2 separate regions of the Homo sapiens genome follow, and region 2 is linked to region 1. Evidence: read pairs that join two places in POLR2A ChIA-PET (ENCODE). Cell type or tissue: Panc1. All regions are shown on one strand. Links, peaks and the distances in the headings refer to the core of each region. The heading gives the core; the rest is flanking DNA. Region 1 has its middle 56 kb from the start of IRAK1BP1. Region 2 has its middle 73 kb from the start of LINC01621.

Region 1 (15,401 bases), core at 2,731-10,730:
CAATACCTAGTTTATTGGGAGATTTTAGCATGAAGTGCTGTTGAATTTTGTCAAAGGCCTTTTCTGCATCTATTGAGAAAATCATGTGGTTTTTGGCTTTGGTTCTGTTCATGTGATGGATTACGTTTATTGATTTGAGGATGTTGAACCAGCCTTGCATCCCAGGGATGAAGTCAACTTGATCGTGGTAGATAGGCTTTTTGATATGCTACTGGATTCGGTTTGCTGGTATTTTATTGAGGATTTTTGCATCGATGTTGATCAGAGATACTGGCCTGAAATTTTCTTTTTTTGTTGTGTCTCTGCCAGGTTTTGGTATCAGGATGATGTTGGCCTCATAAATTGAGTTAGGGAGGATTCCCTCTTTTTCTATTGTTTGGAATCATTTCAGAAGGAATTTTATCAGGTCCTCTTTGTACCTCTGGTAGAATTTGGCTGTGAATCCATCTGGTCCTGGACTTTTCTTGGTCAGTAGGCTATTACTTACTGCCTCAACTTCAGAACTTGTTATTGGTCTATTGAGGGATTTGACTTCTTCCTGGTTTAGTCTTGGGAGAATGTATGTGTCCAGGAATTCATCCATTTCTTCTAGGTTTTCTAGTTTATTTGCATAGAGGTGTTTATAGTATTCTCTGATGGTAGTTTGTATTTCTGTGGGATCAGTGGCAATATTCCCTTTATCATTTTTTTATCATGTCTATTTGATTCTTCTCTCTTTTCTTCTTTATTATTCTGGCTAGTAGTCTATCTATTTTGTTGATCTTTTCAAAAAAAACAGCTCCTGGATTCATTGATTTTTTTGAAGGGTTTTTTGTCTTTCTATCTCCTTCCATTCTCCTCTGATCTTACTTATTTCTTATCTTCTGCTAGCTTTTGAATTTGTTTGCTCTTGCTTCTGTAGTTCTTTTAAATTTTTATTTTATGGTGTCAATTTTAGATCTTTCCTGCTTTCTCTTGTGGCCATTTAGTGCTATAAATTTCCCTCAAAACATGGCTTTAAATGTGCCCCAAAGATTCTGGTACATTGTGTCTTTATTCTCATTGGTTTTAAAGAACATCTTTATTTCTGTCTTCATTTCATTATTTACCCAGTAGTCATTCAGGAGCAGGTGTTCAGTTTCCACGTAGTTGTGCAGTTTTGAGTGAGTTTCTTAATCCTGAGCTCTAATTTGATTGCACTGTGGTCTGAGAGACTCTTATAATTTCTGTTCTTTTGCATTTGCTGAGGAGTGTCTTACTTCCAATTATGTGGTCAATTTTAGAATAGGTGCGATTAAAGTGCTGAGAAGAACGTATATTCTATTGATTTGGGGTAGAGAGTTCTGTAGATGTCTATTAGGTCAGCTTGGTCCAGAGCTGAGTTCAAATCCTGAATATCCTTGTTTATTTTCTGTCTCATTAATCTGTCTAATATTGACAGTGGGGTGTGAAAGTCTCCCACTATTATTGTATGGGAGACTAAGTCTCTTTGTAGGTCTCTAAGAACTTAAGAACTCTAAGAACTTTATGAATCATGGTGCTCCTCTATTGGGTGCATATGTATTTAGGATAGTTAGCTCTTGTTGTTGCATTGATCCCTTTACCATTATTCAATGCCTTTCTTTGTCTCTTTTCATCTTTGTTTGTTTAAAGTATGTTTTATCAGACTAGGATTGCAAAGCTTGCTTTTTTTTTCTTTCTTTCCATTTGCTTAGTAAATATTCCTCCATCCCTTTAATTTTAATTTGATCCTATATGTGTCTTTGCACGTGAGATGGGTTCTCCTGAATACAGCACACAGATGGGTCTCCTGAATACAGCACACCGATGGGTCTTGACTCTTTATCCAATTTGCCAGTCTGTGTCTTTTAATTGGAGCATTTAGCCCATTTATATTTAAGGTTAATATTGTTATGTGTGAGTTTGATCCTGTCATTATGATGCTAGCTGGTTATTTTGCCAATTAGTTAATGCAGTTTCTTCATAGTGTTGACGCTCTTTACAATTTGGTATGTTTTTGCAGTGGCTGGTACTAGTTGTTCCTTTCCATATTTAGCACTTCCTTCAGGAGCTCTTGTAAGGCAGGCCTGGTGGTGACAAAATCTCTCAGCATTTGCTTGTCTGTAAAGGATTTTATTTCTCCTTTGCTTATGAAACTTAGTTTGGCTGGATATGAAATTCTGGGTTGAAAATTCTTTTCTTTAAGAATGTTGAATATTGGCCCCCACTCTCTTCTGGCTTGTAGGGCTTCTGCCAAGAGATCTGCTGTTAGTCTGATCACCTTCCCTTTGTGGATAACCCGAACTTATTTTCTGGCTGCCCTTTTTCCATCATTTCAACCTTGGTGAATCTGACAATTATGTGCCTTGTGGTTGCTCTTCTAGAGCAGTATCTTTGCGGTGTTCTCTGTATTTCCTAAATTTGAATGTTGGCCTGCCTTGCTAGGTTGGGGAAGTTCTCCTGGATAATATCCTAAACAGTGTTTTCCAACTTGGTTCCATTCTCCCTGTCACTTTCAGGTACACCAATCAAATATAGATTTGGTCTTTTCACATAGTCCCATATTTCTTGGAAGCTTTGTTCATTCCTTTTCATTTTTTCTCTAATCTTGTCTTCTTGCTTTATTTCATTAAGTTGATCTTCAATCTCTGATATCCTCTCTTCCAGTTGATCAATTCAGCTATTGATATTTGTGTATGTTTCATGAAGTACTCATGCTGTGTTTTTCAGCTCCATCACGTCATTCATGTTCTTCTCTAAACTGTTTATTCTAGTTAGCAATTCCTCTAACCTTTTTTCAAGGTTCTTAGCTTCCTTGCATTGGGTTAAAACATGACCCTTTAGCTCGGAGGAGTTTGTTATTACCCACCTTCTGAAGCCTACTTCTGTCAATGTGTCAAACTCATTCTTCATCCAGTTTTGTTCCCTTGCTGGCAAGCAGTTGTGATCCTTTGGAGGAGAAGACGCCTTCTGGTTTTTGGAATTTTCAGCCTTTTTGTGCTGGTTTCTCCCCATCTTCATGGATTTATCTACCTTTGGTCTTTGATGTTGGTGACCTTCAGATGGGGTCTCTGAGTGGACATCCTTTTTGTTGATGTTGGTAATATCCCTTTCTGTTTGTTAATTTTCCTTCTAACAGTCAGCCCCCTCTGCTGCAGGTCTGCTGGTGTTTGCTGGAGGTCCACTCCAGACCCTGCTTGTCTGGGTATCACCAGCGGAGGCTGCACAACAACAAACATTGCTGCCTGTTTCTTCCTCTGGAAGCTTCATCCCAGAGGGGCACTGGCCAGATGCCAGCCAGAGCTCTCCTGTATGAGGTGTCTGTTGGCCCCTACAGGAAGGTGTCTCCCAGTCAGGATAAATGGGGGTCAGGGACCCACTGGAGGAGGCAGTCTGACCCTTAGTAGAGCTTGAACACTATGCTGGGAGATCTGTTGCTCTCTTCAGAGCCATCAGGTAGGGACGTTTACGTCTGCTGAAGCTGTGCCCATAGACACCCCTTCCCCAAGGTGCTCTGTCCCAGAGAGATGGGGGTTTATATATAAGCCCCTCACTGGGGCTGCTTCCTTTTTTTCAGAGATGCCCTGCCCAAAGAGGAGGAATCTAGAGAGGCAGTCTGGCCACAGCAGCCTTGCTGAGCTGCAGTGGGCTTCTCCCAGTCTGAACTTCCTGGAGGCTTTGTTTACACTGTGAGGGTAAAACTGCCTACTCAAGCTTCAGCAATGGTGGGTGCCCCCTCCGCCACACCAAGCTCGACCAACCCAGTTCGACCTCAGACTTCTATGCTGGGAGCAAGAATTTCAAGCCAGTGGATCTTAGCTTGCTGGGCTCCCTGGGGGGGGGGGGGAACCACCGAGCCAGACCACTTGGCTCCCTGACTTCAGCCCCCTTTCCAGGAGAGTGAATGGTTCTGTCTCCCTGGTGTTCCAGGCACCACTGGGGTATGGAAAAAAAAATTCTGCAACTAGTTTGGTGTCTGCCCAAATGGCCGCCCAGTTTTGTGCTTGAAACCCAGAGCCCTGGCAGCATAGGCACTGGAGGGAATCTCCTGGCCTGCGGGTTGTGAAGACGGAAAAGTGCAGTATCTGGGCCAGAGTGCACTGTTCCTCATGGCACAGTCCCTCACGGCTTCCCTTGGGTAGGGTAGAGAATTCCCTGACCCCTTGCACTTCCTGGGTGAGGCAATGCCCCACCCTGCTTCAGCTCGCCATCCGTGGGCTGCACCCACTGTCCAACCAGTCCCAATGAGATGAACTGGGTACCTCAGTTGGAAATGCAGAAATCACCTGTCTTCTGCATCAATCTTGCTGGGAGCTGCAGACCGGAGCTGTTCCTATTCGGTCATCTTGCCAGCAGATCCCTGGATGGGTTATTTTTTTATTTTATCCTATTTTATAACCTTGGGTGTTTGACTGTGGTATAAGGCAGGTTCCGTTGACTGGCTTTGTTTCTGGAAGATTTTATGGGGCCAAGGTTCAGCTTGGAACTCCGCAACTGGGGAACTGGTATCTGGCCCAGCTTTGTTCCCTGGCTTTTCAAGGTTAGGAACCTGCTGTACTGAAGGGGCCAAGGTGCTCATAGACCACTGGTCACAACACTCTGATAAGTGTTGCCAGCTAAAGCACTTCATAGGATGGGAGCAGTGAGCTATATCCTCATTTGCACATGCCAGCAGCCGCAGCAGCACAGCTGAGTTCATGCTCATAGGCTACAGTAGGGTGCTAGCAGGTGCTGGGTTACCAGCTTCTGCACAGGTGTTCACTGCAGCTGCAGAGGCAGCACAGTACAGGCGTATGGGGGGCCCCACTGATGTCTGTGCATGCATTCACACTGGTGGTGGTGTTAGCATAGGGGTGGGGAACTGATGGGCACAGGATTGTGTGCACCTCCTGTGCACATTCACATGAGCAGCAGTGGCTGGCAGCTCAGAGTAGGGGCAGGTCTGCTGTTCTCTGCCTAGTTTCACCCAGGTGCAGTGTCAGGGCAGGGTTGTGGTGCTAGTGGTAGTGGGGTTGGCAGGTTCTGTACCCATCAAAACTCCCACAACAATGGCAGTCCAATGGGGTCACGGGGAGGCGTGCACTCACACCAGCACCAGTGGCATGGCAAGGTGTGTGCCCACACACACACACACACACACACACACAGGTTAGGAAGGGGATGTAAGGTTTGTCCACACACACACACACACATGCCAACAAAGCAATGTAGGGGTGGCTGTGGGTAAGTGCGTGCAGGCAAAGCAGCATGGAGAGGCTGCAGTGTGAGGTGTGAGTGGACAGGTACATGTCGATGGTTGCTACTCTGCTGGAGCTTTCTGTGGTCAGGCATGGTCTGCCAGCACGGGAGCTATAATGCAGGTGCCCAGGAGGTACCCCCTTGGGTACCCAAGGCTACAATGCAAGCAGGCACAGCCAAGCTGGGGCCCCAGGGGAGGCCAGTGTACCAAGGGGTACTCAGGTTGTACTGGCCCAATCTCATGGGCAAGATCATCCTGCAAAGTTCAGGTCTTACACTTCCCCTAGCACTAACGTCTCCTAGAGGAGCAAGTCAAGCCTAGGGAAATGGGCGCCCCTGGCTATGCTCCACTACAGATGCTCCTGCACCAAACCCTCTGGTCTTCACGCCAGCTGGAGTTGTGACCTTACCACTTCTCTATAAAGCTCTCCCTTCCAACTCAACTGTCCTGAGCAGGCAAACAGGTTGCTCTTTGCCTGCTCAACTCACTCCTTTCCCAGTAGTCATTGAATGCCAGGAATGAGTCCCTGTAGCCCCATGCAGGGCTCCCAGATTCCTCCTTTTTCAGCCTAGCATCTGCATCTTCCCTCCATCCACTCTCAATGCCTTTCCTCTGAAGATCTGTTAGGAGTGTGCCAGTCTTAATGTTCCAGTCCCTCAGCGACAGATGTTCCTTCTAGCTGCATCTAGTTAGCCATCTTGCCTCCAATCTACATCAGTCTTTACACATCCTTTTAATTATTTTTTAAATTGCTGAGTTAAGAAGAATATGCACATTTTAAGTGTTTTATTGCATATTGTATATATAATTACATGTTATATATTTTATAGTGACCTCCCAAAAGATAGTATACTTCTAGCATTTTATTAGGATATTTGCTTCCCCACAACCTTCCCATAAGTGTGTTGTCATAAGTCTGAATATTTAGCTAGTTTGATAAGTATAGAATGATATCCCCTTATTTTGTCCACTAATCATAGTTTACCAACCCCTGCTCTAAGAGATTCAGAAATAGCACTTACGGAAAAAAAATTATTAGGCTGAAGGGGTACAGGAAATGAAGAACCAAGAATTTTGAAGAGGGTAGGGCTACCACTTTCTGTCAGAGGGGAAGAAACAACAGAGGGAACAGATCTGACCTGAAATATAAAAGTGGTCCAGCTAGGTAGGAAGACAGCTCCCTAAGTGTGTGTACAGAACTGCCAGTAAAACAGCCCCTAGGTGAGAGGGAGGAGTTGGTCTTGATGATCAGCTCCACTAGGCCATCTGCACACTGATCTACTGACTTTCACAATGAATAACAAGGAATGAGGACTGGAACCTGGAAGGGAAGCACCCTCCTGCCATCATCCCCTCAACAATGTCCCTCTAGCACCCTCTGTTGATAAAGCTTAGCATCAAGCCAGCTGGAGAAAGAGAAATCTTTACCAGGTTCAGCTCCAGTTTCACAAAGCAGTGCACAGAATGGTAGTTGGAGCTGAGAGACAATACATTAAAAACTGATATATAGGTGTCAGATTTTTCTGGTGATTCGGCTTCATTTAATGATATAAAGGAACAAAAACTTAGTATATCACTGTAATCTAAACATCAAGTCTTAGCAGAGTTTTTGACAGACTATGGTAAATGGAAGCTATAAATGACTCCAATCCTTCCTTCCTCTCTTTACCCATGTTTTTTGCCACATGCCTTTGCAGTTCTTCCCCCTAAAAAGGCAGGGTCCACCTCCTTACCTTTGGAATTTGGAAAGCTCTCCTGTTCTGGGCTGGTTTTGCAACTTGCTCAAGCCAATAAATGTTATCAGATGTGATGCAAGCAGAAGCCTGAAATTTTATTTATATGTCTCTGCCTACCTATTGCCCACGGCCATTGTCATGAAAACATGTCCAGTTTGGCCTACTGGAGGACATAAGACACATGGAGTGAAACCAAGTCATCCAATGTTGCAAGAATGACTAGATCAACCAACAGCCTGCTGGCACACAATCATGGAAGCAAGTCCAGCCAAGAACAGCAGAGCTGCCTAGCTGACAGATACATGAGCAAGCCCTGTCATGCCACGACTGGACTAGGGGAACTCCAGAGTATAAGCTGAATAAATGCTTATTGTTGTATACTACAGAGATGTTTTGTTTATTATGCAGCATTATAATAACAACACTAATCCGTGTAACTAATACACTTTCCTTCTATATATTAATAGACGAGAGCAACATGATTTGTATACCACACAGGTTTATGAGTAGTAGATGTTTTACTATGAAAACTCAGATTCCTTCTTGTTTTCCCACATTAAAAATACACAACCTAAGCTTCTAAGTAATGGTTAGCTATACTGTAAGTCAGGGTGAAAGCTTTTCCCAGGACCATCTTTGGAGTTGCTAGACATGAGCATGAGTAAACTGCTACTGAATCTGTTAAGGCATAAAAGAGGACCTTAGCATTTGCAGACTAGAGGAGTGGTTTCTTTCACCCTTAATACCTCCAGTTTAGAAGTCCTCAGCACATGCATAGAGACGTCCAAACTTACCTACATCAGCACTTTAGCCCACCACCATCTACTCTATCTAAAAAGGTCCACCACAACACAAAATCTACATAAGCGCAAAACATAAAAGCTTTTCTTCAGCCCACTTCTACTTCTACTAGGCCATTCCAGGAATCCTACTCTGAATAAAGGCATCTTCCTTATAAGGTACTCAAGATCCCCATGCCATACCCTGGCAGCCTCCTGTAGCCTGCTATCCTTCATCTTTCTCCCAACCCTGACTTATCTCTATCCTACCATATATCAAACCTGCTCTCAGCTGTGAGCTTCCATGAAACTCACATTCACTGAGATTACAGTGACTGATAACTGAGGAGCAATTGAAGCTTACCAAGGGGAGGGTTTAAGTGTAAAAGATAGAATGGCAGACATCAGTAGTTGAATAGGAAGGAAGGTGGGGAGCACAGCCGGAGGCAGGGCCAACTTCATGGGTGGGAGACATGTATAGTCAAACAGTGCCCTGCACCTATAAGAATCCCCCACTTGGTTTAATGTTCTGCTGCTGCCATCATGAAACTTTCAATAATCTTTGAACAAGGGATTCTGCATTTTCATTTGTATTCGGCCCCACGGATCCTATAGCTGGGTTTGTCCAGAGGTAACAGATTGTTCTTCCAGATGTGTTCTGTTCTACAAAAGAGTGGGATTTTATGTATGGAAATAATTTTATCTACAAAGTCTTCTAGGTGTCAATGATCTAATAAGCTACTGCAGTCTAATCCTGACTTCTACTATTTTAAACCTCCATTTTTTTCTGCTTCCCCATAGTCATTTATATGCCAGTGCATACACCCTTTAAAAAGCGTTGAAAAAGATATTGGTAAGCGTCTGAAAATGATCTGTGAGAGGACTGTTTTGATTTCCCCAAAAATAGAACAAATTTACTATTAATAACCCAGGATCATGTTAAACGTACTGCTGGGACTGCCATATAAACCCTTATCTCTCTTGACTTCATTCCACTTTCCGTTCACGGCAGGGAAAATGGAGATCTAAAATGCAATTTTTCCCTAGAGGTAACATTTTATGTACTATTTATTAAACCTATATTGTGTGTCAGGTATCTTAAAAAAACCCATAAAAATGACCTCTTTCTAAAAAGCCTTTTCAATTACCTCTCAACATAATACCTTTGTAACTCTTCCAGATGTTACAAAGCCCAAGGACCAGAGTTTCCTAGAAGTGTCATTATTGCTGCCAGGCAACAATGAATCTGCTTACTGAATTTTTCCCTAGCCTTCCCTTGTTGCACTATATTTTACATCCTTCCCTTGTGGAACATCCCCCACAGTCCATCCACCTCCCATCAATACAAGGGAGAAAATCCCAGCCCTTGGATTTTGTTTCCCTTTACTAACAAATGAATGAGGTTGACTGCCTACCTGTTTAATACAGTGACACAGAAACTCCCATTCGTCTCTAAATATTTCCACCACCAACCTGCTAAAAGAGTTTAAAAATCCAATCTCTAGAGTCATCCTTTGTATTAATAATTATTACTGAAATGATTATTTTAAAGTGTAATGGATACTTGGAAGAGGCAATACAATCTATATAATACTGAGCAGAAAATAATTAAATACTAACATCTCTTCCATTCTTCTTAGAGCTTCTGTAAGATATGCAGAAGAAGTCAATGATGTCAGAGATGTTATCTTCTTGCTACAAATTGAGTGATCACATACTCAACGTATACACTAAGCAGGAAGGAACCCATTCCACCAGGAAGAACTTAGTCAATCTTCCTACTGATATAGCCCATGCAGGTCCTAAGTGTAGCAAACAATGCAAATCATGGTAGAGAACAGAAAATGCAACCAGTAGTGAGAGAAAGAAGAATCAAGACAAACAGAACTTGGGCTACAGAGAAAACACAATGGCCAAGGAATCCATAAAACCTATTTCTTTTACAGGGAATTTGGCTGCCTGAACTCCTCAGACTATATAAAAAAGGAGCAAACCCTTTTTTAAGCATGACATTCGATCATTAACAGGATCATAGTCTGAGAGCTGGATGCAAATAAAGGACTCTATAATGAGAAAACAACAATTACTGCAAGTATCACAGAGCAAAATATTATGATAATAAAAGAATAACTGAGACAACACAAGGAGATATAAACAATAGGTCAGAACAGAGATTGTTCCTTGGATCACGCCTATCTGGGATAAACTTTTACAAAGTTTTATTTTTATTTTTTTAAATTGGCTGGGCACAGTGGCTCACGCCTGTAATCCCAGCAGTTTGGGAGGCTGAAGTGGTTGGATCAGCTGAGGTCAGGAGTTTGAGACCAGCCTGATCAACATGGAGAAACCCCATCTCTACTAAAATTACAAAATTAGCCAGGCGTGGTGGCACATGCCTGTAATCCCAGCTACTCCAAAGACTGAGGCAGGAGAATCGCTTGAACCCAGGAGGCAGAGGCTGCGGTGAGCCGAGATCATGCCATTGCACTCCAGCCTGGGCAACAACAGTGAAATTCCATCTAAAAATAATAATAATCATGCATATCAAATTGAGCTTAAAATAATGTTTAGCACTCATTCCAGAGTCTGAGTGTAGTCACTATACAAACTTTGGTCTTCATAAAGCTCTCAGTTTAAAAATTCCAACAAATCTTTAGTATTAAACACAGTATAAATACAGACCTGTATATCATGGGAAGTCATTCCAAAAGAGAACAGAAAAGAAAAATGTAAACTGCATCCCTAACCACAATATGAGAAAGAAATGACAAGTTCAGCAAAAGGCAAATATGGAGTGTGGTAAGCTTTTAAGAAAAATTTGTGCCTGCAAGCCCAAACAAAACTGGAAAATATCAGTAGTTCAAAAAGTTATTGGCATACCTAGAAAGCACAACTATTCATTCTATCAGGACAACTGAAATATGCCCTGCATCATAAGCATACATGAATTTGCTTTGTCCTGTTGACTAAAATGAAATAAAAGTTAATAGAAGACACATACACTCAATACTGTTTTATAAGGAAATTAAGTAGAGCTTCTTGGTTTGGGGGGGAAATTTAACTCATCTGAGGATGTGTACCAATTTAAAAAGAGCCAGAATAAGATGAAGAATATTTATATTAACATTGCCACGGAACCAATAAAAGTGTCACAAAATATAAATTATAAATATAAAACACTTTGTAAAACAAATTCCTGGGTAAAGTAAAACTTCAAAAGAGAATTATTCAAGATCAAGAAAGACATGGTGACACAACAAAATTAGTTAAAGATAAGTTTGCAAGCACACAAAAAAAGAGAAAGAAAAATAAAGACGTCCTGGCAATTAAGCCCACAAAAAGTCATGAAATAATGCAGATACATAGAAAACATGATTTAAAGTATTTTTTAATTGAAGTGAAATAGTTAACAATCAAAGAGAAAATGATAAGTATGGAAGGGAAAGGAAATTCAACATACACAAAATTGGAGATACTGAGAGAGTGGAAATTAAGGGAATGAAAAATATTTAAAATGCCAATCATGAAAAAGTCATAGGAACAAAATAAGACTTGAATCTAAAAACTGAAGAAGCACATTATGTTCCTGGAAAGATAACAGAATGGTCAACACCAAGACATATTTTAGTAAATGTACCAGTCAGGTTCCATCAAGGACAGAATCTGAAAATCCTCGGCAAAATACTAGCAAACAGATCCAGCAGCACACCAAAGGGCTAATCTACCATGATTGAGCAGGCTTTATCCCTGGGATGCAAGGTTGGTTCGATGTACACAAATCAATAAATGTGATTCATCACATAAACAGAACCAAAACCAAAAATCACATGATCGTCTCAATAGATGCAGAAAAGGTATTCAATAACATTTAACACCACTTCATGTGAAAACACCCTCAATAAACCAGACATTGAATGAACATACCTACTTCAAAATAATAAAGGCCATCTATAAAAAACCCATAGCCAACATCACACTGAATGAGCAAAAGCTGGAAGTATTCCCTTTGAAAACTAGCACAAGACAAGGATGTGTTCTGTCATCACTCCTATTCAACTTAGTACTGGAAGTCCTAGCCAGAGCTATCAGGCAAGAGAAAGAAATAAAAGGCATCCAAATAGGAAGAGAAGAAGTCAAGCAATTCCTGTTTGCAGAGAATATGATTATATATGTAGAAAACCCCATAGTCTCTTCCCAAAATCTCCTTGATCTGATAAACAACTTCAACACAGTCTCAGGATACAAAATCGATGTATAAAAATCAGTAGCAATCCTATACACAAACATCCAAGCCAAGAACCAAATGAAGAACACAATTTCATTCAGTTGCCACAAAAAGAATAAAATACCAAGGAATACAGTTAGATGAGGAGGTGAAAGATCTTTACAATCAGAACAACAAAACACTGCTCAAAGAAATCAGAGATGGCACAAATAAATGGAAAAACATTCCATGATTTTCCATCCTTCCATGGTAGGAAGAATCAATATTTTTAAAATGGTCATAATGCCCAAAGCAATTTACAGATTCAATGCTATTCCTATTAAACTACCATTGACTTTCTTCACAGAGTTTTTTTTAAAAGAAAGAACTATTCTAAAATTCATAGGGAACCAAAAAAAGATCCCAGAAAGCCAAGGCAATTGTACGCAAAAAGAACAAAGCTGGAGGCATCACATTATCTGACTTGTAACTATGCTACAAGGCTACAGTAACCAAAGCAGTATGGTCCTGTTTCAAAAATAGACACACAAACCAATGGAACAAAATAGAGAGCACAGAAATAATGTCACACACCAACAACTATCAGATATTAGGCAAAGTTGACAAAATCAAGCAATGGGGAAAAAACCCTTTATTCACAAAATGGTGGTAGAATAATTGGCTAGCCATATGCAGAAGATTGAAACTGGACCCCTTTCTTATACCATATACAAAAATCTCAAAAAAAAAACCTTAAGATGGATTACAGACTTAAATATAAAACATAAATCTATAAAAATCCTGAAAGACAACCTAGGCAATACCATTCTGGACATCAAAACTGGCAGAGATTTCATGACGAAAACTCCAAAAGCAATTACAACAAAAACAAAAATTGATAAATGGGACCTAATTACACTAAAGAGCTTTGGCACAGCAAAAGAAACTATCAACAGAGTAAACAGACACCCTACACAATAGGAGGAAAATTTTGCAAACTATGCATCTGACAAAATCTAATTTCCAACATTTATAAGAATCTTAAACAAATTTACAAGCAAAAAATAAATAACCTCATTAAAAAGTTGGCAAAGGCTAGGCATGGTGGCTCACACCTGTAATCCCACTTTGGGAGGCTTAGGCGGGTGGATCATCTAAGATCAGGAGTTCGAGACCAGCCTGGCCAACATGGTGAAACCCCATCTCTACTAAAAATACAAAAAAAAAAATTAGGAGGGTGTGGTGGTGTGCACCTGTAGTCTCAGCTACTCAGGAGGCTGAGGCAAGAGAATCACTTGAGCCTGGGTAGCAGTGGTTGAAGTGAGTCAAGATTGCACCACTGCACTGCCGCCTGGGCAACAGAGCAAGACTCCATCTCAAAAAAAAAAAAAAAAGTTGGAAAAGGACATGAGCAGACACTCTTAAAAGAAGTGGCCAACAAGCATATGAAAAAATGCCCAACATCACTAATCATTAGAGAAATGCAAATCAAAACCACAATGAAATAGTGTCTCACACTAGTCAGAATGGTTATTAATAAAAAGTCAAAATATAATAGATGCTGGTGAAGTTGAAAAGAAAAGGGAATGGTTATACCCTGCTGATGGAAATGTATATTAGTTCAGCCACTATGGAAAGCAGTTTGGATGTTTCTCAAAGAACTCAAAGCAGAATTACCATTCAACCTAGCAATCCCATTACTGGGTATATACCCAAAGGAATATAAATCATTCTATTATAAAGACACATTCACAAGTATTTTTATTGCAGCAGACATGGAAACAACCTAAATGCCCACCAATATAGACTGGATAAAGAAAATGTGTTACAGGGCGGGGAGGTTCCAAGATGGCCAAATAGGAACAGCTCCAGTTGACAGCTCCCAGTGTGAGCAATGCAGAAGTTGGGTGATTTATGCATTTCCAACTGAGGTACCAGGTTCATCTCACTGGGGCTTCTCAGACAGTGGGTGCAGCCCATGGAGCGTGAGCCGAAACAGGGCAAGGCATTGCCTCACCCGGGAAGTGCAAGGGATGGGGGTATTCCCTTTCCTAGCCAAGGGAAGCCGTGACAGATGGTACCTGGAAAATCAGGACACTTCCACCCTAATACTGTGCTTTTCCAAAGGCCTCAGCAAATGGCATACCAGGATATTCTATCTTGTGCCTGGCTCAGAGGGCCCACAACCACAGAGCCTCGTTCACTGCTAGCACAGCAGTCTGAAATTGAACTGCAAGGTGGCAATGGGGCTGGGGGAGGGGGGTCCACAATTGCTGAAGCTTGAGTAGGTAAACAAAGCTGCCTGGAAGCTCGAACTGGGTGGAGCCCACCACAGGTCAAGGAGAGCTGCCTGCCTCTGTAGACTCCAACTCTAGGGGCAGGGCATAGCTGAACAAAAGGCAGCGAAACTTCTGCAGACTTAAACTTCCCTGTCTGACAGCTTTGAAGAGAGTAGTGGTTCTCCCAGCATGGAGTTTGAGATCTGAGAATGGTCAGACTGCCTCCTCAAGTGGATCCCTGACACCGAGCAGCCTAACTGGGAGACACCTCCCAGTAGGGGCCGACTGACACCTCATGGAGCTGGGTGCCCCTCTGAGATGAAGTTTCCAGAGGAAGGATCAGGCAGCAACATTTACCATTATGCAATATTTGCTGTTCTGCAGCCTCCACTGGTGATACCCAGGCAAACGGGTCTGGAGTGGACCTCCAGCAAACTCCAACAGACATGCAGCAGAGGGTCCTGACTGTTAGAAGGAAAACTAACAAACAGAAAGGACATCCACACCAAAATCCCATCTGTATGTCACCATCATCAAAGACCAAAGGTAGAAAAAGCCACAAAGATGGGGAAAAATCAGAGTAGAAAAGCTGAAAAGTCTAAAAATCAGAGCATCTCTTCTCCTCCGAAGGAATGCAGTTCCTTGCCATCAACAGAACAAAGCTGGATGGAGAATGACTTTGACAAGTTGAGAGAAGAAGGCTTCAGATGATCGGTAATAACAAACTTCTCCAAGCTAAAGGAAGATGTTCAAACCCATTGCAAAGAAGCTAAAAACCTTGCAAAAAAGACTAGACAAATGGCTAACTAGAATAACCAGTGTAGAGAAGTCCTTAAATGACCTGATGAAGCTGAAAACCACAGGATGAGAACTACGTGACACATGCACAAGCTTCAGTAGCCGACTCGATCAAGTGGAAGAAAGGGTATCAGAGTCTGAAGATCAAATGAATGAAATGAAGCAACATGAGAAGTTTAGAGAAAAAAGAGTGGAAAGAAATGAACAAAGCCTCCAAGAAATATGGGACTATGTGAAAAGACCAAATCTACGTCTAACTGGTGTACCTGAAAGTGATGGGGAGAATGGAACCAAGTTGGAAAACACTCTGCAGGATATTATCCAGGAGAACTTCCCCAATCTAGCAAGGGAGGCCAATATTCAAATTCAGGAAATACAGAGAATACC
Region 2 (15,401 bases), core at 4,686-12,685, 930 kb after region 1:
TACCAACTCAGTCACAAATATAAATTTTTATTATTTTTTATGGAAGAAAGCAAAGAAGTCATAATACAGCCCTACCAACTTTAGGTTCAGATGTACAGGAATTTATAACACTTCAGATTAGTTAAAACCTGGGAGACACTACAAGAGTCTCTGCATTCTAGGTCCAGAAGTTAGTAGTTAAACTTAGAAAGACAGTTAGATTTTGAGACTTAAATTAGTAAAATGAATGTAACGAATGAGGTCAATAATTTGCAAAAAATGATCTCAAAATATAGGAAACCTCTCAGGAAAAACAAAGTTGGGCTATCTGCGGTAGTAACTGTAATCATTGAGCATTTATTATGTACCAGGTGCTGCACTAAGTGTGTTATGTGCATTATCTCATTCAATGCTCACAATAACCTTATAAGTGAGTATTATTATTATGAACTTCATGTATAGAGGACGAAACTAAGGCTTATAAAGATTAAGTTAACTTGCTGAATATCATGCATTTGTTAAGCGGCAGAAAGAGGATTTGAGCATAGAGTTTGATTTGGGAGAATGCAATAATGCCCCCAACAAAAGCCTCTTGTGAAAGCACACTAAAGCCTCCATGGGATTAGCAGAGCTCTGAAAAGGCAGAGTGAGTCTGCATGAAGTGTAGGGAAGAACAGCAGGGACAAGGTGGACTCCAAATCGATTAAAGCTAAGCTGAAAGGTAAAACTCTAAGGCTAATAGAAGAGATTGTAATTTGTCTCATGACCAAGTATTCGATAAAAACCTCTTAAGCAAGATACAAATCAGTGGAATTCTGTAACCCTGCCGATCAGCATGATTCCCAGGTTAAGTAATTGTCAATGTGCCTTTCATGAGGAACTCCTGAACAAGTTTTAAAGTTAATAATAGACTGACAAAGTTGCAGAAATGCCCTTGGGGAAGATTTTGCTTTTCTAAAATCGAAGTTTTCAGTGGTTGGTGAACAAGAGCATGAAACATTTTGAAATTAGTTGTAATGAATATAAAGATGTGACCATTCCAACAAACTCATGGAAGAGGGGAGCAACAGATAATGGGATATCGGGACTGAAGTAGAGAAGAAAAAAAAAAAGAAACCTTTCTTTAGCCATGCTGCTAAGGGTTCTGAGGATTTCTAGTGCATTGGAACTCATAAATACCAATGTGTGTAATGTTTGTAGCTTGTAGTAAATAACTATGCACAAACTAATTTAGAGTAATTAGTTTATAGTTCTTATTCCATATGGTCTCTATTAAGTTGTTCTTTTCATTAAGTTATGAAAGAAACTTATCAAAGATTTTTTATAATCTTTATTAAGGGTTGAATTAATGAGATTCTCTAGTATTCATGTCTATATCAGATTGACCACATTGTTGTAGTCACCATGTCATTTGTTCTTTGATGCTTTGATATCTTGGTCCTTGATGACCCTGGAGAGACTACTCCTTTCAGGGTTAGCTAATTTCTAAACAACTCACCTGTAATTGCGCCTATCATATTCACACCAACCAATTCAGAGCCGATACCCTCTCAACCACCCAACTTTATTGAGCTCTTACACATGGGACCATTATCCACCTGCCCTAATCACCCAGGGTCAGGTACCAGACAACTGGTACCTATGCCCTAGAGCCCACTGAAATTATTCAAACCAGTCAATTCTAGGCATGGTTACCCTGCCTCACCAGATTCTTCCCACAGGAACCACAATAAAGGCTCTTGTCCACATTTCCCCCATAGCTCTCTCTGCCTCCTGACCAACCCAGGTGCCTCTCCACATGCCCCCCATGGCATGGTGTGCCTCTTTCTCTCTGAATCTCTGAGTATGACAAATTATCTTTTCAATGGCAATTGTTTCCTGATCTGTCAGCCTTGCCATACCTAGATTATAACCTGCCTTTCAAAATAATTGGTCATTATTTTTAAGATTCTGGTAATCTGGGTAGGAAGAACAGGTTAGAAGCTTTCTTCACTGCATTAGTCAGCTTGGGTTGCCATAACAAAACATCATAAACTGGGTGGCTTTAAGCAGCAGAATGTATTTTCTCACTGTTCTGGAGGTGGCAGTCTGAGGTCATGGCTCCAGCACGGTCGGGTTCTGGTGCGGGCTCTCTTTCTGGCTTACAGATGGCCACTTTCTCATTGTGTCCCACAAGGCAGAGACAGAGAGAGGATGCTTTCTGGTGTCCCTTTTTATAAAGACACTAATCTCATCCTGGGTGCCCCACTTCATGACCTAATTAACCCTAATTATCTCCCAAAGGCCCCATCTCCAAATACCATTACATGGGGTAGGGGGGTAGGGCTTCAACATAAGAATTTTGAGGGCACAAAAATATTTGGTCCACAGCACCTCCTCAGCCGGGTTTATTCTTATCTGGGTGTGTGATACACATTATGAAAGAGCCTGGGAGTGTTTTTTTCCATGATGGTTAGAGATGAAAGACACATGATCTAGCAGATGTTCATATTTTGGCCACTAGATGATGAATTTCTGTGGCTGGGTGAAAAGACTGAAACATGATTATGTCAAGGGTGTGGGAGAAAGCAAGAGGGAAGGAGCCATGCTTTGGCGCGACTCCTTTCCTGCTAGTCTGAGGGGAAGCTGAAGAATGCACTGTGGAGAAGTGAAGGTGGGAATGCGCTTGAGAAATTAAAGTCAGGATTACTAATTGACACAAAATAAGGGTAAAAATATTTTTAAAAGAATATGAATTACTTTCATGGACTAGTTGGAAATTTGGAGAATGAAAAAGGAAATAAAATTATATCTTAGGCCATGATGTATATTTGACTTTAGATATTTTAGGAGACAAGAAGCCCTCAGACCCCACTGGTCCTCCCCTCAGCACCACAGAACCAAAGTTCATGCCCTTCCATACCCCCTAAGAGTCAACTGCAGAGAGAAGTTTACTCACTTCCAGGAGAAATCTGGAGAAAATAATGCCTGCTACCATGAAATGGGACATTTATAATTCATCACAGAAGGGATGAGCCTTCATCATTTCTGTAGGAAGTGGAAGTGCCTGTTTCCTCATCTACAAAACTGGGATAATAATAGCACTCACCTCTAAAGGTTGTTGTCAGTTGAGATACATATATATGTGTGTGTGTGTGTGTGTGTGTGTGTGTGTGTGTGTGTGTATACATACATATATACATATGTAAAGCTAAAGCACCGGACATTTAGCCTAGTTGGTTCATTGTGGCTGCTCTAAGTGTTAGCTATTACTACTACTCACATAACATTTTACAAATGAGGGAACTGAGACTTTAAGAGAGACCAAATATCTATCCCAGGGGTTATATAGTTAGTATGTGGCTGGGCTGTGCTCAAATTATGAACCCCATATATACCCACTCAACACTATTCTGCTTCCTCTAATGCAACAGAAGTCATTCACTTTTGTATTATTGCACTGAGACCTGTATGATTCATCCATCAGACTCCCACCTTCCGTTGTTCCAAATCCATGCTTTGTCAAGCAACCTTTTGTGCCTTCCCAAGATCCTGTGTCAGAGGCGTGCTCTGAATGGCAGTGGATGATCAGTCGTTAGAAAGGAATATTCCTGGCTGGGTGCGGTGGCTCACGCCTGTTATTCCAGCACTTTGGGAGGCCGAGGCGGGCAGCTCACTTGAGGTCAGGAGTTCGAGACTAGCCTGGCCAACACAGCAAAACCCCATCTCTACTAAAACAACTACAGAAATTAACTGGGTGTGGTGGTGTGCACCTGTAATCCCAGCTACATGGGAGGCTGAGGCAGAAGAATCACTTGAACCCAGGAGGCGGAGGTTGGAGTGAGCAGAGATCGCACCACCGCACTCCAGCCTGGGGGACAGAGCGAGACTCGGTGTCAAAGAAAAAAAAAAAAAAAGAAAGGAATATTCCTGACATTTCTGTCTATTCTTTGTCGAGTGGGGAGGCATTTTTTTGCCAGTTTGTTTCAGCTTTGTGCCTGGTAATCACAGACATTACCATTACACACATTCACCATTTACCATTACATACGTATTTGTGGGATAAACAAACAAAATACCTCTGTGGGCAATTGAAGGAAAAATTGCCCACCAAATCTATTATAAAATCTATCATGTGTTTGCACCCCAATCTAAAGCAATTTAAAAATCCATTCTTTTTTACGGATAAGTGGGAAAGTCACTTTCACTTTACAAAGTCAATTATTCACTAGAAGATTTCTTTAAAAACTGGACATTGGTTTGTCTGAAATTACACAATAAATATACACGTAAGCATGACTTTTGTTAAGTCTTCTTCCGAGTGCCCTACCTTATATTGCAGCCACATTGACATGGCTTGATAAATCTGTCATCTTGGTTCATGCCTCTGTGCCTTTGCATAGGCTGACCCCTCCCGGAAAGGCCCTTCCACACACTCTACCTGTTGAAACTCTACTTTAATTTCTAGGCCCTTTTCAGGTACCAACACTCACGTGGTAGTTCTGTTGATCAGAACTGATCTTTCCCTGGTATCTTTCTGCAGTTTTTGTTTGTGTTCATGGTAAACACCTCTGCTACTTCCTAATTATAAGCTCCATGAGTAAAAAAGACCTTGGCTAAACTCTTTTTACTTCCCGGTGCTCCATGCCAAATAACTTGTCTTGCAGAGAATGTTCTCACCGTTTCTCCCTAGGTACCACTTACAGCAGAGGAGTAGAGGCCTTCAGACTCTTTCAGGAGGGTATTTCTCTGGAGCTGTGGTTTATCTTAAAAATTCATGTGAATTTTACATTCAGTTCTATCATGTAGTATTAGTAATTTTAATATAAAATTGGTTAAATAGACTCCTATGTAAAATTTAGACTCCAGAAACTTCCCGCTGTTTACGCTCCAATCAGTTAGACTTTCTAACACATGACTCTGGAGAAGGAAGTGAACTCTCTTTCTGTGGTGCAGAGGGGAGGACCAGTGGGGTCTTAGGGCTCCTTGTCTCCTAAGAAATGTTCGCATTTCTCAGTTGAACAATGTAAGCAGAAGCTTTAAAATGTTTGTTGAATTAAACAGTGTAATGTAACGTAAAAAGTATTTGTTCCAAATGCCAAATAATTGAGAAAACATAGTCAAAACAGAGAGAGGCAGCTTATCCCTCAGAAGCCTAGAATAACATATCAGAGTATTATTTTAAATAAGGTAAGGCCTCCAAAATGCATTGTACTCACATTTCCTGATGTTTCCCCTACCTTCTCCAATTCTCATGTTCAACTTGTGATGATTGCATTAACACGCTTGTAGCCAGTTGCTCTGAAAGCCCACCAACAGAATCCCACACAAGGAAAAGTGCCTCCTGATTTCCATTTTGGCAGATATTTTAGCCTATGAGATTTTGGGCCTGTGCTCATTCTCATGATTGTGTTAGTAAAAAAGATGCAGGACTTTATAAGTGACTGACACCTAGCATTAATATCTAGTTGCAAAGGAAGTATAATTCAGTTTTTATTGACATGCTTTACAGAGATTTCTAAGATGGCCTAAGAAAAGAACAGATTAATAAAAAGCCTTCGGAAATAAGTAAATTGCTGAATGAACATGTAAATAAATAAAACACCCCTAACTCTTGCCCTCTGCTAAAATAAATACTAATGCTAAGGGACTTGAAGAAATCATTTCCTAAACAACATTCCTAAACCCCAAAGATGCTAAATGCTTCCCAAAGGAAATATCTCCATGATAAGCTGATCATGGAATGCAGTGTAACATAGAACTGTCTGGACTCTGTATGGGGAAATGTGTTCATGCAAAAACCTGGTGCTCTGCATTATAACCTCTAACAATAATCCAATTGAAAATGCCAAAGTGCATTTTCACCAAGCAAAGACTTCTTCCTTTACATCTTTTATGTATCCTAGCAAGAGCCTTATTAATATTTTTAAAATGGATAAGGGACAGTAGACCAGCACACAGAACCACATGATGGAATTTTCTATCTCCGTAGTAGCACCTCCCTCAATAGCTCTTAAATTCCTCGTATAATGTAGATTTAAATGTCAGCAAAATAAGAGTTAATTGTACATGTACTTGGTGAGGTGTGAAAGAGTGCTTTTATATTTTTTTTCTCCTTGAATATTTGCTTATATTTCTCCCTCCTTGCCTGCTTACAAAACTAACAGACAGGATTTTCTCTAATCTGGCTTTGACAATGTAATGGAATGCCTTGCGTACATTGCCCCTTTTTTTAACGCTTATCAAACAGCGCCGTTCCTTGCATTGGGACTCTCTGAAACAGCCATTGTATCATTTATGGCCTGGCTGTCTTTCCAGTGCTGCCGAGTATTTTCTGTTGCACTTGGCTGAGATTGTATACATGCAGTAAAATCACTGAGCTGAGGAAGAGCTGCCTGCCTGCTGTTCCCGCAAGGCAAACAGCATTCAGAAGGGCAACTCACCAGATTCGATAACATTTCAGTCACACTGTGACGGTGCATACAGGTTTAATCAACTTCACCACAGACATAATTCATGGTGGATCCCTTTTGTTTCACTTATAATCAGAATGAATACACACAGGAAGCTCATTTAGCCCCCACCATTCCTCATCGGCTGCCATGATAAACATCGATTGTATTTTCCAGGGTCAGAAATGATGAAATCAATATCTAACATGGCAAGTTGTATTTGCCCATACTCCTTCATTCAGATTGCTTGACAAATTTTAAACCTCTTACATTGCATTTATTTTAGGGATTAAGTTTGTGAGCTTATAGATTTAAATGTCAGCAAAGTAAGAATTAGTTGCACATGAAACTGACTACATTAAATTTTAAAGTGAAAGTAGGTATTATTAAACCCCACACATAGAAGTATTAAAGGCCGGGTGAGGTGGCTCACGCCTGTAATCCCAGCACTTTGGGAGGTTGAGGCAGAGCGGATCACGAGGCCAGGAGATCGAGACCACGGTGAAACCCCGTCTCTACTAAAAATACAAAAAAATCAGCTGGGCGTGGTGATGGGTGCCTGTAGTCCCAGCTACTTGGGAGGCTGAGGCAGGGGAATGGCGTGAACCCGGGAGGCGGAGCTTGCAGTGAGCCGAGATCACGCCACTGCACTCCAGCCTGGGTGACAGAGCGAGACTCCGTCTCAAAAAAAAAAAAAAAAAAAAAAAGGAAGTATTAAAATATTTTATTGTTATGATCCACTAACTCATTCATTGATTACTTTGTTCATCCTTCCTTTGTCATATATTAATGTAGCACTTAGGATTTTTAAGAGAGCTTGAAAGTAAAAGGTTAGGTATTAATCTGTTTTCTGTTACTACAACAAAATACCTGAGACTGGGTAATTTATAAACAACAGAAGTTTATTTTCTGATAGTTCTGGAGGCTGGGAAGTCCAAGATCAAGGCATCAGTATTAGGGAACAAATGCTGTGTCCTCACATGGTGGAGGAGCAAAAGAGCAAAGGGGCCTAAGCTGGTTGTCTCCAGCCCTTTTGTAAAGCACTAATCCATGCATGAGGTAGAGCCCTCATGACTTAATGACTTCCCCAAAGGCCCCCCTTCTTAATACCCCCACAATGGGGACTAAGCTTCAGCATGAATTTTGGAGACACATTCAAACCATAGCAGGCATTGACATATAAAGGTGACTTCAAATTGTAAAACTTCATAAAAATGTTATATTGGAAGTACTTTTTTGTTTCATTTTGTCCATTCATTCATAAAATGTAAGGTAATTACTGTGTGTGGCCCAAGACCTGTGCTAAGAACTGTGTGGATTTAAATAAGAACTAGCCGCCATTCTCTAGGAGCTCACAGTTCAGTGGAAAAGAAAGAGACACATAAAAAGAAGATAACTGGCAAAGAAGTCACAGATTAGGTTATCTCATCCACAGGAACCTCACAGGTGATCTGCTCCACGGGCCCTGTAGAGGAGGCAGAAATCAGAGAAAAGAGAAATGCCAGCTCTGAAATGGCTCAAGGTATTTTAGGAATGATGAAAAATTAGAGTGCTAGGAACAGGAATAATAAGAAAAGCTACCAGAAAAATGGGAGGAGGAGCCAAAACGTAAAAGGCGATGTATACCATGCTATGGTGCCTAGACTTCATTCAGTCATGGAAAACCATTGGCAATTAAACAATTGTATGTCTAATAAAATTTTTTCACCGTGTATTATATTGTGTTATTATTGTGTTACTTAATACAGTATTATTGTGTTACTTAATACAGTTTATTTTATGGTAAAATTAATCATAGTAATGATAAGTCAGTGGTGCTACACTAGACCTTATTGATTTCCAAAATTCTTATTCTGCTCTTGAACCTCTCTGTGAATGTTTTTAGTTCTTTAAAATGTTGTAAGAACCGTTTAAGACTCAGAAGACATGGGTCCAATTGGCCTTCGGTAGCTTTGTAACCTTACATAGGCTAATTGCTTTCTCTAAGATCTGGTTCCCTATCTGTCAAATAGGTATAATTGTTCCATGCTTCCAAACGAACTCACAGGGTTGTGGTAAAAATTAGGTTAAATATTGCGCATGAATTATTTTTAAGACAGTGGAACACGACACACGAGAAAGGTATTATTATCATTGTCATTATTAATTTTATTTGAGAAATTGAGGTCAACCTGAATTACTTGGCAATTAGTGATCTGAAACAATTTTCTTCCCTGGAACACTAGATATGTAACAGCTAATTTACAAACATGTAGTAGAAATTTCTTTATTTAAACCTCATTTTTTTGATAATTGATGAAAATGTCTTTAGGTGAATTGCCTGAAAATAAGTCAAAAAGAGAAGACACATAGACTACTCTGGTTTGAACAGCCCCCAGGGTCATGCAGTGTGTTATCTGCACAACCATGCACAATGCCTTTGCCAACATAAGAGTTGGGTAAGAGTAAGAAGGGAATAGTGGAAAAGCACAGATTTTGAAGAGATTTGAGCTCAGAATTTTGCAGAGTTGAAAGATACAGGCTGCTCTGCCTATGGAGTAGCCATTCTTTATTCCTTCACTTAATAAATTTACTTTCACTAAAAAAGAAAAAGAAAAAAGGGAGAAAGATATAATTCATTGGCCCCAAAACACACTCAGAGCATGACAAATGCACACTCCCAGCTCTACCACTAATTGGCTGTGGACACTGATCAAGATACTTCAACTCTTGGTGCTCTTGTTTCCCTATCTAGTAAAAGAAAATATTAACAATGCTTGCCTATGAGGCTTGTGGTGAAGTAGAAGTGAGTTAAAATTTGTACTCAACATATGGTACAGAGTAGGCACTTGAAACATGTTGGCTATTATTACAAAGGAATGCCAATTAGACAGCATATTTATCACTGGCAACAATGAATGACAGAGGATAATACACTAATATCTTTAAAGTACTAAAGGAACAAAAATTTCCAGTCCAGAATTTTATTAAGCCTAGATAAATTATAAATGAAAGAAACTATCATCAGAATGAACAGGCAACCTACAGAATAGGAGAAAAATTTTGCAATCTCTCCATCTGACAAAGGCCTAATATCCAGAATCTACAAAGAACTTAAACAAATTTACAAAAAAAAAACAAACAACCCCATCAAAAAGTGGGCAAAGGATATGAACAGACACTTCTCAAAAGAAGATATTTATGCGGCCAACAAACACATGAAAAAAAGCTCATCATCACTGGTCATTAGAGGAATGCAAATCAAAACCTCAATGAGATACCATCTCATGCCAGTTAGAATGGCAATCATTAAAAAGTCAGGAAACAACAGATGCTGGAGAGGATGTGGAGAAATAGGAATGCTTTTACACTGTTGGTGGGAGTATAAATTAGTTCAATCATTGTGGAAGACAGTCTGGCGATTCCTCAAGGATCTAGAACCAGAAATACCATTTGACCCAGCAATCCAATTACTGGGTATATATCCAAAGGATTGTAAATCATGCTACTATAAAGACACAAGCACATGTAATTTTATTGTGGCACTATTCACAATAGTAAAGACTTGGAACCAACCCAAATGCCCATCAGTGATTGACTAGATAAAGAAAATGTGGCACATATACACCATGGAATACTATGCAGCCATAAAAAAGATGAGTTCATTTCCTTTGTAGGGACATGGATGAAGCTGGAAACCATCATTCTTAGCAAACTAACACAAGAACAGAAAACCAAACGCTGCATGTTCTCACTCATAAGTGGGAGCTGAACAATAAGAACACATGGACACAGGGAAGGGAACATCACACACCAGGACCTGTTGGGGGTTGGGGGGCTAGGGGAGGATAGCATTAGGAGAAATACCAAATGTAGATGACGGGTTGATGTGTGCAGCAAACCACCATGGCACGTGCATACCTATGTAGCAAACCTACACATTCGGCACAAGTACCCCAGAACTTGAAGTATAATAAAATAAAAAATTAAAAATCTAAAAACAATTTCTTAATGGTAAAAGTGCCTGAGAAATAAAGATAGAAAACTATTGCTCAAAATAAATAAATAAATGTTTTAAATCACTGAATTGTAAAGAAAAAAATGATATTTTTCATACCAAGCCCTAAAATGTTTACCACTCATTAACCCATACTAAAAGATTATTAAAGGATGGACTGTGCAAAAAGAAACAAATTCAAAAGGCCTGAGTTACAAGAAACAAAATTCATCATAAAACAAGTCTTAATTAGCTATTGACTATACAGGTTCTCCTAATTTTTGTTAACAAAATGTAAAAATTAAAATGAGATGAAAATAACAGGAGAGTTGCTCAATGACTAGTTACAGCATGCTAAGGCCTATGTCCTATACGGTAAGATTAAAATACTGAAAAATCTTAAACATTCTTAGAAAAATATATAGGTAAATATTTATATTTTAAAATTAAGAGTAGTATACTACCCCCCACTGCTAAATTTGACTGGCTAAAAAAATACGGGTAATTTGTAATGCATAAAATATTGGAGGGGAAAACTTAAAAAAAGAAAAATAAAGCAGAAAATACAAAATAAGATGATAGAAACAAGACATTATTGTTTGCAGTAGTATAAATCAGTAAACAATATAACAATTGCCAAAAGGAGAATGGATAAATGTTTGTACAGTTGTTCGATAGTAAACAATAAAGCAGGTCATGTGAATGAACAAGAGGAGCAGGTGTCAGTGGGCTACAGTCGAAGGAAAAAGAAAGTTTCAAAATATACATATGGTATGGTAATATTTATCTAAATTTCTAAAGTATAAAACCACAGGAAGGAAAGGGGAACTGAGATTGGCCAAACCTAACAAATTTGTCCAAAGTTAATATTTTCATCTATTGGTGATTTGTTGTCACAATTTCTTAGACTTTTCCAATTGTTTTATGAAAAACATTGTATGTGTTTATTTGGCATTCTTATTTTTTCAGATTTATTTAAAATTTTAAATTCTTTAAAAATATTTTTAAATTTTTACGAATACATAACAGTTGTACATATTTACAAGGGACATGTGATATTTTGATATAGTATATGATGTGTACTGATCACATCTGAGTAATTGTATATCCATCAGCTTAAATATAATTTCTTTGTGTTGGGAGCATTTCAAATCTTCTAGCTATTTTGAAATATATAATAAATTATTGTTAACTATAATCTCTCTATTGCGCTATTGAATAGAACTTATTCCTTCTATCTACATGTACTTTTGTACCCATTAATCAATCTCTCATCATCCTCTGATGTCTCTTCCTAGCATCTGGTAAACATTTTTCTACTCCTTACCTCCACGAGATCAATTTTTTTAGCTCTCAAATGATTGAGAACATGCAACATTGTCTTTCTGTGATTGGTTTATTTCCTTTAACTTAATGTCCTCTAGATCCATCCATGTTGCTGCAAGTGACAAGATTTTATTCTTTCTTATGGCTGAATCATATTCCATTGTGTATATGTACCACACTTTCTTTCTTTATTCATCCATCCAGTAATGAACACTTAGTTTGATTTCATATCTTGGCTATCATGAATAGTGCTGCAATAAATATGGGAGTGCAGATATCTCTTTTGGATATTTACCAAAAACTGAGATTGATGGATCATATGGTAGTTCTATTTTTAGTTTTTTTGAGGAAGTTTCATACTCTTTTCTATAGTGGTTGTATTAATTTACATTCCACTCACAGTGTACAAGCATTCCCCTTCCTCTGCAATCTTGCTAGCATTTATTTTGTCTTTTTGATAACAGCCATTTTAACTAGGGTGAAATGATAACTCATTGTGGTTTTGATTTGCATTTCCCTGTTGATCTTTTTTTCACACATTTTTTGTCCTTTAGTATGCGTTCTTTTGAGAAATGTCTATTCAGATCTTTTGGCTATTCTTCAATTGGATTATTTGTTCTTTTGCTATTGAATTGAGTTCACTATATAGCCTGGTTATTAATGCCTTGTCAAATGGATGGTTTGCAAATATTTATTCCCATTCTATAGGTTGTCCCTTTACTTCATTGATTGTTTCCTTTGTTGTGCAGAAACTTTTTAGCTTGATTTAATCCATTTTTCAATTTTTGCTTTGGTTGTCTGTGTCTGTTGTTCCCCTCTTTGTGTTCATGTGTTCTCATTGTTTAGCTCCCACTTATAAGTGAGAACATGTGGTATTTAGTTTTCTGTTCCTGCGTTAGTTTGCTAAGGATTATGGCCTACAGCTCCATCCATGTTGCTGCAAAGGACATGATCTCATTCTTTTTTATGACTGTGTAGTATTCCATAGTTTATATGTAAGAAAAGTTTTAGAGACATTGTCCCATGAACCCATTTAACAAACAAGAAAATTAAATCCAAGAAATTAAGTAAATTATCAAAGGTCACATAACCAGCAAATGGTAGCTTCAGGATTAAAGTTCATCTCTCTTGTCGTATACTTTTAACTGTTGGGAATTTGGAGTATGACCCATTGTGCATTTTTAAGAAGTTTCAGGAACATGGGTAATGGGAAAGCAGGATGTGCACACATAGTTCGGTTCTTCTGCTTTCTCTCCTGCTGTGTTCTTTCATATCTTTCACGTCATAAGAAAACCAATACAGTTGAAAAATCAGATAAATACTGAATCTTTGGTAGTTCTAAGTGATCAGATTCTCTGAGAGAATCAAAAACTCATATAATACAAGATTTTTATTTTTAATAATCTGGCACTTTCTCATTGAACTGTCTCATTATAGTCTAATATACAAATCAAACACAAAAAGGAAATAAGGATTTCTCGGGTTATAGTTACGACGATAAAGTGCCAGATTAAGAGCATAATCTCAGTAGGGCATAGAGGCTGACATAATAGGACATCATAAACAAAAACAGAACATAGTTTCCAAATAAGGAGAAAAAAAGAAGATTACTTTCAATTTTTAGTGTAATATAAAAACCTTAAAGACTAGCCTTAAAAATAAGCAGTGTGAACTTCTGGTGCTGGCCAAGATTGAGTAAGCCCAATATAGACCATCCCTCACTGATGATAACTAAAATCTGGACAAAATTTAAAAAGTAACTACTTGAGGACTTTGAAAAGTAAACAATAGCATGTAGATTGGGAAGGAACATCAAAACTTGAAGCACAACCCAACACAATCATGAGCTTTCTGTATTTCTGTATTTCTTTCTCTCCTTAATCTCCCAACTTTGACCTGAAGGTAAGCCAATTCTGGGAACTGCACAGTGGGTGTGGACAACAAAAATTACAAGAGAAACTACCTCTTTCTAGCCAAAAGACTGGGGAAGGGATGCAGCTGAATACTGGGGATCCCCTTTTGCAATGGACTGAATGTTTGCTCCACCCACAAAATTCACATGTTGACATCCTAACCTGTAAGGTGATGATATCAGGAGGTGAGGTCTTTGGGGGATGATTAGGTCATGGAAATGGAGCCTCATGATGAGGATTAATGCGCTTAATAAAAGAGGCCCCAGCTGAGCACGGTAGTGCACCTGTAATCTCAGTTGCTCAGGAGGCTGAGGCAGGATGACAGCTTGACCCCAGGAATTCGAGTTCAGTCTGAGAAACATAGTAAGACTCTGTCTCTAAAAAAAAAAAAAAGAGGCCCAAAAGAGCTGCATTGCTCCTTTCACTGTTAGAGCATGCAGTGGGAAGTCTACAGTGGGCAGCTCAGAAAAGGGCCTTCACCAGAGCCTGATCATGTTGGCATCTGTATCTTGGAATTCTGGCCTCCAGAACTGTGAGAAATAAATTTATATTGTTTTTAAGCCATGCAGTCTATGGAAATTTATTATAAGGGCCTGAGCAGATTAAGACATCCTTCCCTGTATTAGTCTGTTTTCATGCTTCTGATAAAGACATACCCGAGACTGGGCAATTTAAAAAAGAAAGAGGTTTAATTGAACTTACAGTTCCACATGGCTGCAGAAGCCTCACAATCATGGCAGAAGGCAAGGAGGAGCAAGTCACATCTTCCACGGATGGCAGCAGGCAAAGAGAGAGAGCTTGTCAGAAGCTCTCTGACATCTGTGAGATGGCATCTCATTTTGCTTTTGATTTGCATTTCCCTAATGATTAATGACATTGAGCATTTTTTATATGCTTGTTGACCAGATGAATGTCTTTTTTGAGAAGTGTTTGTTCATGTCCTTTGCCCATTTTTAAATGGGGTGATTTGTTTTTTGTTTGTTGATTTGTTTAAGTTCCTTATAGATTCTAGATATTAGACCTTTGTTGGATACATAGTTTGCAAATATTTAATCCTTCTCTGGAGGTTGTCTGTTTATTTATTGATAGTTTCTTTTTTTGTGCAGAAGCTCTTTAGTTTAATTAGGTCCCACTTGTCAATTTTTGTTTTTGTTGCAATTGCTTTTGGAGTCTTCATCATAAAGTCTTTGTCCAGACCAGTGTCCAAAATGGTATTTTCTAGGTCTTCTTCTAGGGTTTTATAAACCCTGGAAGAAAGATGCTATACCTAGAAGCCTAGAAGACTGTGGGTTTTTCTTTTCTTTTTTTTTTTTTTTTTTTTTTTTGAGACAGAGTCTTGCTCTGTCACCCAGGCTGGAGTGCAGTGGTGATGTTGGCTCACTGCAACCTCTGCCTCCCAGGTTCAAGTGATTCTCCTGCCTCAGCCTCCTGAGTAGCTGGGATTACAGGCATGCACCACCACGTCCAGCTAATTTTTGTATTTTTAGTGGATACAGGGTTTCATCATGTTGGTCAGGCTGGTCTCGAACTCCTGACCTCGTGATCCACCTGCCTTGACTTCCCAAAGTGTTGGGATTACAGGCATGAGCCACCATGCCCGGCCTTCTTTTTTCTTTTTTTTATTTTACTTTAAGTTCTGGAATACATGTGCAGAACGTGCAGGTTTGTTACATAGGTATACACCTGCCATGGTGGTTTGCTGCACCTATCAACCCATCATCTAGGTTTTAAGCCCTGCATGCATTAGGTATTTGTCCTAATGCTCTCCCTTACCTT

What was found. Peaks named below come from ENCODE experiments on the same cell type or tissue, not always from the same donor. Only the 100,000 strongest peaks of a DNase experiment are listed, where the experiment ranks them.
Region 2: POLR2A ChIA-PET joins it to region 1 with 7 read pairs; 1 of 35 experiments calls an interaction of 5 or more read pairs at or near these places.

The regions. Positions count from the first base shown.
Region 1 is chr6:78,803,769-78,819,169 of GRCh38, forward strand. No RefSeq gene overlaps it. Among named protein-coding and RNA genes, the nearest start is that of IRAK1BP1, 56 kb to the right of the region's middle. In Panc1, for the core only: CTCF peaks have their summits at 6,606 and 6,806; a DNase peak (open chromatin) is centred at 6,577.
Region 2 is chr6:79,731,078-79,746,478 of GRCh38, forward strand. No RefSeq gene overlaps it. Among named protein-coding and RNA genes, the nearest start is that of LINC01621, 73 kb to the right of the region's middle. In Panc1, for the core only: a CTCF peak has its summit at 6,209; no DNase peak of the experiment used is centred there; H3K4me3 peaks cover 1,003 bases; H3K27ac peaks cover 4,675 bases.